Linked DNA regions of Homo sapiens: regions 1 and 2 are each linked to region 3. Evidence: chromatin loops called from intact Hi-C (ENCODE). Cell type or tissue: heart left ventricle. All regions are shown on one strand.

Evidence for each region. Hi-C counts contacts between places; a loop is a spot of excess contacts. Peaks named below come from ENCODE experiments on the same cell type or tissue, not always from the same donor. Only the 100,000 strongest peaks of a DNase experiment are listed, where the experiment ranks them.
Region 1: it touches region 3 in a loop (2.2-fold over the local background); 61 of 110 quality-filtered maps call a loop at or near these places.
Region 2: a loop joins it to region 3, with 2.4 times the contacts of the local background. A loop is called at or near these places in 18 of 110 quality-filtered maps.

What each region holds. Positions count from the first base shown.
Region 1 is chrX:130,078,610-130,081,109 of GRCh38, reverse strand. All of the region lies in intron 2 of ELF4 (E74 like ETS transcription factor 4), which reads left to right. Among named protein-coding and RNA genes, the nearest start is that of ELF4, 31 kb to the left of the region's middle. RefSeq lists a silencer at 961-1,255. In heart left ventricle, a CTCF peak has its summit at 1,139 (motif pointing left); no DNase peak of the experiment used is centred here.
Region 2 is chrX:130,191,146-130,193,645 of GRCh38, reverse strand. No RefSeq gene overlaps it. Among named protein-coding and RNA genes, the nearest start is that of RAB33A, 20 kb to the right of the region's middle. In heart left ventricle, a CTCF peak has its summit at 1,180 (motif pointing right); a DNase peak (open chromatin) is centred at 1,195.
Region 3 is chrX:130,119,860-130,122,359 of GRCh38, reverse strand. It overlaps a transcript of RAB33A not described here. Among named protein-coding and RNA genes, the nearest start is that of ELF4, 11 kb to the right of the region's middle. RefSeq lists silencers at 1,115-1,324, 1,314-1,453 and an enhancer at 1,604-1,703. In heart left ventricle, CTCF peaks have their summits at 1,254 and 1,472; a DNase peak (open chromatin) is centred at 1,359; H3K4me3 peaks cover 1,222 bases; H3K27ac peaks cover 877 bases.

The DNA.
Region 1 (2,500 bases), 41 kb after region 3:
GGCCCTGCTTGCCAGCCAGCCTGCGTGCCAGCCAGTCACTCATGAGGCTGGTCTGGAGTCACCGGGCAGTCATTTAGGGAGCTGGTTGCCCACATGCAATCATTGAGCCAGCCAAACATCTGCTAAGTACATCAGCTGGGCTGTTGGTTAGTCAGCAACATGGACCAAACGCATAAGGGGTACACTGACCATCAGATGCATTTTTCGGCCACTTCTCTTCTCTCAAAGTGTCACAGTGAGAAAGCTGTGGGGACAGCCACATAGCAAGAATGAGCACTGCCAGCTGAACTGTAGACTGGTGTCCAGGCCCTGACATTTTCAGAGTCGTCTTTTTGGCCCCAGCCTGAGGATTCAGGACAAGCTGGAAATGAGGTCTTTTGGTGGGAGGAAGTTGGAAAATAGGACAGGATTCTGGTGCTCACTGAGGTCCCCACTGCTCCATACCTTCCCTACACTGGCACGTTTTCTGTGCACTTAGATGTATGTACCCATTGAACGGTGTCCTGGCAGACTCATCACTACCCTCCATTCTCCTTCTTCCATAAAATGGAGAGAGAAGAGGCATCCAGGCACAGTAGAAAGAATGGAAGATTAGGAGTCAGGAGCCCTGGGTTCCGATCCCAGTTTGGCCACAATGTCACCTGAGCAAGTCCTGTCCCTTACCCTATTTTTTTTTTTTTTTTTTTGAAACGAAGTCTCACTCTGTCGCCCAGGCTGGAGTCCAGTGGCGTGTTCTCAGCTCACTGCAACCTCTGCCTCCCATGTTCAAGCCATTCTCCTGCCTCAGCCTCCCAAGTAGCTAGGATTATAGGCACTTGCCACCATCCCCGGCTAATTTTTGTGTATTATTAGTAGAGACCGGGTTTCACCATGTTGGCCAGGCTGGTCTCCAACTCCTGGCCTCAAGTGATCCACCCACCTTGGCATCCCAAACTGCTAGGATTACAGGCGTGAGCCACCACGCCTGGACCCCTATCCTATCTGACTGCTGTTTCCCCATCTTCACCAAGAGGCGATCCAACTGGATTATCTCCAAAGGGCATTCCAGTCTAACTCAGATGCTCTCTATTCTAAATCCTGTGAGGATGGAAAACTGTCCAATCTCTAGCTGCCTACCAAAGCCTGCCCCCTAGTGGCCTTTGAGCACTTTGAACTTTCCGTCTACCTCCTTGCCTTAAAGCAGCTCAATTTTATTGAACATATGTGGTGTGCCTAGCCTCGTGGAAGGCATCAGACAAGGAGAAAGGAAGAAAAATCTACCATACATGAGTTCTCAATGCTACTTGTCATTTTCCATTTGTTTCTAGTCCACTCAGCAACTGTTTCTTTTCTTCATAGAGGCTGTTTTTCACAGAAGCAGTTCTTACCTTCCAACCTATCCCTCCACCCTCAGCGGACAGCCTCTCCTCCAATCCACAGAGAAGCTCAAAGCCCAGGACGCCCTCAATTTCCCTCCCTTCTCTCTTTTTATCTGTAACATCTCCTGTTCTTGTTTCCTTCCCACTGGCCCAGGAGAAAGAAATGTTACTTTTCCTTGCAAGGGTGACTCCCAACCTCTGTACTTAATCTGTTCTCTCCTGCATCCCTTAAGACCTCAAACCATCCATCACTTCCTCTCTCTTGTATCTTTTATTTTTTATTTTTATTTTTTGAGATGGAGTTTCGCTCTTGTCACCCAGGTTCCAGCACAGTAGCACAATCTGGGTTCGCTGCCACCTCTGCCTCCTGGGTTCAAGCGATTCTTGTGCCTCAGCCTCTGGAGTAGCTGAGATTATAGGCACGCATCACCAAGCCCAGCTAATTTTTGTATTTTCAGTAGATACAGGGTTTCACCATGTTGGGCAGGCTGGTCTCGAACTCCTGACCGCAGGTGATCCACCCGCCTCGCCCTCCCAAAGTGCTGGGATTACAGACGTGAGCCACCGCGCCTGGCCTCTTGTATCTTTTAGACCTCAGATTTCTTTCCTCAACTTTGAACATCTTCAGGTGTCCCAACCCTAAAAGAAAACCTTCCCTCCCTTCTGCCCCCACCTTCAAAATTGCATCTTTTTATACCTTTTTAGTTCCTTTCTTCCCCCCAGGGTAGTCTCCACACTCTGTTTTTACTTTATTACCTGCCTTTCACTCTTTTTTCTTTCCTTCTTTCTTTTTTTGACAGGGTCTCACTCTGTCACCCAGGATGGAGTGCAGTGGCACAATCATGGCTCACTGCAGCCTCGACCTCCCCAGGCTCAGGTGATCTTCCCACTTCAGCCTCCCAAGTAGCTGGGGCAACAGGCACATGCCACTGCGCCTGGCTAATTGTGTGTGTGTGTGTGTGTGTGTGTGTGTGTGTGTGTGTGTGTGTAGAGAGAGAGAGAGTTTTGCTCTTGTTGCTCAGGCTAGAGTGCAATGGCACGATCTCGGCTCACTGCAATCTCCATCTCCTGGGTTTAAGCGATTCTCCTGCCTCAGCCTCCCAAGTAGCTGGGATTACAGGCGTGCATCACCATGCCTGGCT
Region 2 (2,500 bases), 71 kb before region 3:
TGCCTGGCCCAGGTTTTTTATTTATGCTTGTACCTGAAACTTTCTCCAGTACTTTAAGATTAAATTCAGAGGGTCACAGTACCTACTTTATCGATGGGGAAGGGATTAAGTACCACCTATAGATTCAAATCAGGTTATGAGGTCCATTTCTCATTCTAGTTCAACTACATCATGGCTTAGGGGCCTCTCTCTATGCCCTCTGGTGGGTTTGTTTGTTTTTCTGAGACGGAGTCTTGCTCTGTCGCCCAGGCTGGAGTGCAGTGGCGTGATCTCAGTGGCGAGATCTCAGCTCACTGCAACCCCTGCCTCCCGGGTTCAAGCAATTCTCCCACCTCAGCCTCCTGAGTAGCTAGGATTATGGGTGCACGCCACCACACCCAGCTAATTTTTGTATTTTTAGTAGAGACAGGGGTTTCACCGTGTTGGCCAGGCTGGTCTCCATCTCCTGACCTTGCGATCCACCCACCTTGGCCTCCCAAAGTGCTGGGATTACAGGCGTGAGCCACCGCGCCCGGCCAATCCTGGTAGTCTTTAAGAGAGACCACTGGCCAGGCGCGGTGGCTCACACCTGTAATCCCAGCACTTTGGGAGGCCAAGGTGGGCAGATCACGAGGTCAGGAGATCGAGACCATCCTGGCCAACACGGTGAAACCCCATCTCTACTAAAAATACAAAAAATTAGCCGGGCGTGGTGGCAGGCACCTGTAGTCCCAACTACTTGGGAGGCTGAGGCAGGAGAACAGCGTGTACCCAGGAGGCGGAGCTTGCAGTGAGCCAAGATTGCGCCACTGCACTCCAGCCTGGGCGACAGAGGGAGACTCCGTCTCAAAAAAAAAAAAAAAAGACTACCAGGACTGCCTACCTACCCAGCTTCAAAATCTGTCTCCCTGGGCAGGTGAGGTGTTTCTCAATGTCTCCTCTCTGTCCCTCCCTTCTACCAGTCTAGTAGGTTTCACAGACTCCCCTTAGGAGAGTTAAGCCCTAGTGATTTGGCAGAGGTAGCTGCAGGGCACTCCCAGCCCATTCCCTTTTATGAGTAACCCCTCTAGTTCCAGGTGTCTAAATGCACAGATTGGGACCAGGATTAGCGCCTTCTGTTTGAGCGTCCATCCCGGGAAATGGTCAGTACTGGTCAGAAAAAAACTGATAAACTTTCCTGCCTCCTGCCTTCACTAATTAGTCTTACCAGCAGGAGGCGCGCGGCAGACATGTAATCTATTTTTTCTCACTCTCATCTTGAGCCTTGTGTCCAGAGTGGTTGATACTCAGGTTATACTCGGGATTAATCTTTGGTTGTCTCTTATAGATAAGAGGCTCTTGCTTCCTAGTTTCAAGGAAACAACCCAAGGACGTTGGGTATAACTGGAACCGTTTCACTTACCCTAAGTTTAGGGCCTGAAAAGATCCACTTTATCAGGCTGAGTTCCCTGGTTACCCAGATCGCCCTGGGGTTCATACAGCTGGTTTTGAAGCTCTGGCTCAGGAAAAGTCATTTCTGATTTTAGGGCTCACTAGGAAGCCTAGGGGTAATGACCCCGTCCCCACCCCACCCCCACCCCAGACCTAGAGGCACATCAGAATCAGCTGTGGACATTCTAACAATACAAATTAATTCCTGGGCCTGCCCCCAAGATCTGCCTGACCAGAGTGTTGGGGGCTGTGGCCCCAGGAGTCTGTACTTTAACAAGTCCCTCACTGGTTTCATGCTGTTAGCTGTGAACTGGCATTTGGGAACCACTAATCTAGGGGAATCTCTGGGAACCTGTCTCAGTCCTCCTGCCCCAGCACAGCCTCTTAGGGGCATAGAAGTCAAGGGGACTTGGAATCAGAACAAGGATTTTTTGTTTTTTGTTTTTTGTTTTTGTTTTTGAGATGGAGTCTTGCTCTGTTGCCCAGGCTGAAGTGTAGTGGTGTGATCTTGGCTCACTGCAACCTCTGTCTCCCTGGTTCAAGTAATTCTCCTGCCTCAGCCTCCCGAGTAGCTGGGACTACAGGCATGCACCACTACGCCTGGCTAATTTTGTATTTTTAGCAGAGACAGGATTTCGCCATGTTGGCCAGGCTTGTCTCGAACTCCTGACCTCAGGTGATCCACCCACCTCGGCCTCTGCACCCGGCCCAGAACAAGGTTTTAACTCATGTGGCTGTGCCACTTGAATCATGCTGGGATTTTCAAGGGACTTGGAAGTGGTTCAGGAGACTAGGGAGGCCCTTAGGGAGCAAGGCCCCTTCCAGTGAGGCAATGAGGGATGCTGTATAAAGGAGGGGCCTCTTTAAGGTAAGGAAGAATTATGTCCCCTCAGGTGTTACAAGAGGATAAATACTGACCTCTCTCTGCATCTGCTGGTGACAGTTGCAGAAGAAGCTGAGCCTTGCTTTCCAGGGATCTCTCAGCACATCTGTGTGCCCTCCTCTGCCCCCAGCACGCACTGAGGGTGGGCTGAGTCAGCTTCCCTCAAGGGGTGGGGGCTGCTCCAGCTATTCTGGGCTGGGCATCCTT
Region 3 (2,500 bases):
CCCCTCTGGAAGGAAAGGGGAGCTTTAGGTGTTTCAGAGGCCAGCAGGGCTCCTCTAGCTTGAAGCCTTCCCTGGCCTGGGCCTGAGGCCCTTAGGCACCTTGTTGAAACTAATATTCTAAGCAACCAGGGTGTGATTCTGGTTTCCCACCCCAGTGGAGAGGTGATGAGACAATCCAATCCTCTCATCCCTTCCACTGTCCTCAAATTAGTGTCACAAGGGGGTGGTATGAAAACCCGGACTCCTGGGCCTCCAAGTCACCCCCACCCTATCCTGAACTGGTCCACTATCAAGTTCCAGGAGAAAGGGCCAGTGACCTCTCAGATGATCGGCTCGACTTGCTGCTGGGGTCCAGAACAGCTCAAGGCTCAGAACACTCCACACTTGTCCCTTCAGTGGCAGAAGCTGTTCCAAATCCCGCCTGAAGCAAGCCCATGTTCTCACTTGTTCATTGGAACAGGTGGTTCTAAAGAAGAGCCACCAGCTTCCAGGTGAACTCCTCAGGCAGTCCCAAGGTTCTGAAGAGGGAAGGGGATCCCCAGACCCCTTCCCTTGGGCAGGCACTCCCTGAATGCAGTGGCTAATTACAAAAGGATACCTTAGTGAGAGCTTTGCCCAATCTTGCAAACATGCAATTCCCTCCTGGGCATTCCCTGTGCACCCCTAGAACAGCACAGGTGGCCAGGTTGGAACAGGGGCGCGGAGATCTCCACGGGGACTCCCACGCGCCACCGCCCTCCCAGCTGCCCCACCGAATCCTTCCCGGGGAGCCCAGAGCCGCTCCAGTTCGCCTGTCGGGACGGGAGGAAGAGGGGAGGCGGGAGCAGAAAGAAAGGATTCCAGCACTTTGGGAGGCTGAGGCGGGCGGATCACCTGAGGTCAGGAGTTCGCGACCAGCCTGGCCAACGTGGTGAAACCCTGTCTCTACTAAAAATGCAAAAGTTAGCTGGGCGTGGTGGTGGGCGCCTGTAATTCGAGCTACTCCGGAGGCTGAGGCAGGAGAATCGCTTGAACCCGGGGGTGGGGTGCGGAGGTTACAGTGAGCCAAGATCGCGCCACTGCAGCCTGAGCGAAAGAGCGAGACTCCGCCAAAAAAAAAAAAAAAAAGAAAAGAAAAGAAAAAAAAGAAAGGATTGAGGGGAAGTTTCAAAGGGTGTGCCGGGGACCGGGGAAGAGTCTCATTCTCATGAGTCAGCGGATCCGGCCCAGTGTGACTTCACTGCTTCCCCAGAAGAGGCGCCCAGGGCAGGAGGCCGCTCAGAGCGCAGCAGCAGGAGTGGAAGCTCGGGGCGCTGGCTGCCTGCGCCGGGCAGGGCGCGGGACAAGGCTTGGGGCTGGGCTGGTCAGGCCGCTTGGGGCTGAGGCGGCGAAGGGAGGCCGCGTGCCAGCGAGGAAAGCTGGGGGCAGAGGAGCCGATATCTCCTCCTCCTGCTGCTCCTCCTTGGACGACAGTTCCCGCCGCCGCCGCCGCGTTCCGCGTGCAGGTGGCGCTGCAGAGGCGCCCGGGCGCACTGCTGGGCGGGTGGGCACGCTCAGCCCCACCAGGATCCGGGCTTGGAAGGCGCGCGAGCCTAGAAAGGGGGTAGCGAGAAAAAGGCCACCAGCCCCCGCTGCTTCTCAGGCCGTCCCCGAACTCGAGAGAAGGACGCGCTCCCACCCCACTGGCGGGAGAGTACGGAGATCAGCCCCGCGGCCGAGCGCCCCAGGTCGGGGGCTGGTTCCTGCGCGCTTCTGCAAAGTCCCTCGAGCCACCTCGCAGGCCCCACAGAGCCCCGGGCGGCTCCTAACTTCAGCAAAGGAATTGCAGTTTCGGGCGGTCTTTGCTCTCTGGGGATGGCGCTCTTGACCCGCAGGCAGTAGAATGGAAACTTTGAGTCGTGTCTGGGGCGTTGGGGGTGGGTTTCCCTGAACAGCCACTCTCTAGCCTGGCTCCCATGAGACTTAGAACGCATCTCCAGCACAGGGGATGCAGACTGTGGCCAAGGCTGGGGCGCAGCCTGAGACTCGGCTCGGCCGACATGAGAGGTAGAGGCTCTGCTTAAGTCCGGATCTAGAGGGACAGTTAGGTGGTCCGTGCTTGTCAATCCGGTCTTCTGCAGCTATATAAGGAAAAAAGAAAAAAAAACAAAAAACAAAAAAACAAAACAAAAAACTAAGGGCTTATCTGGGGCTCAAACTTGCAACCTCTGTCTTCATAGATAGAACTTCGTGTCCTAACTCCTTGCAGGCCCTGAGCTCTAGAAGCCATGATGCTGCCTTGGACATCCTCGTGGTGCTTGGTGGTTATGAGGTGGCTGTTTAGTTAACATATTGAGAATATCAAGGCACAAAAATAACCTTGTGGCCAGAACCTGTGGGGAAAAGTTGTTGAGGGCTCCAACCTCGCCCTTTCCAGAAGCTAGAGTGGCCACTTCTGTGATACAACTTGACATATAAAATCTATGGGCAGAGTGTGTCCCTCTTTTCTGTGCCAAGAAATAAAAGCTGCACCCCGTGTTAG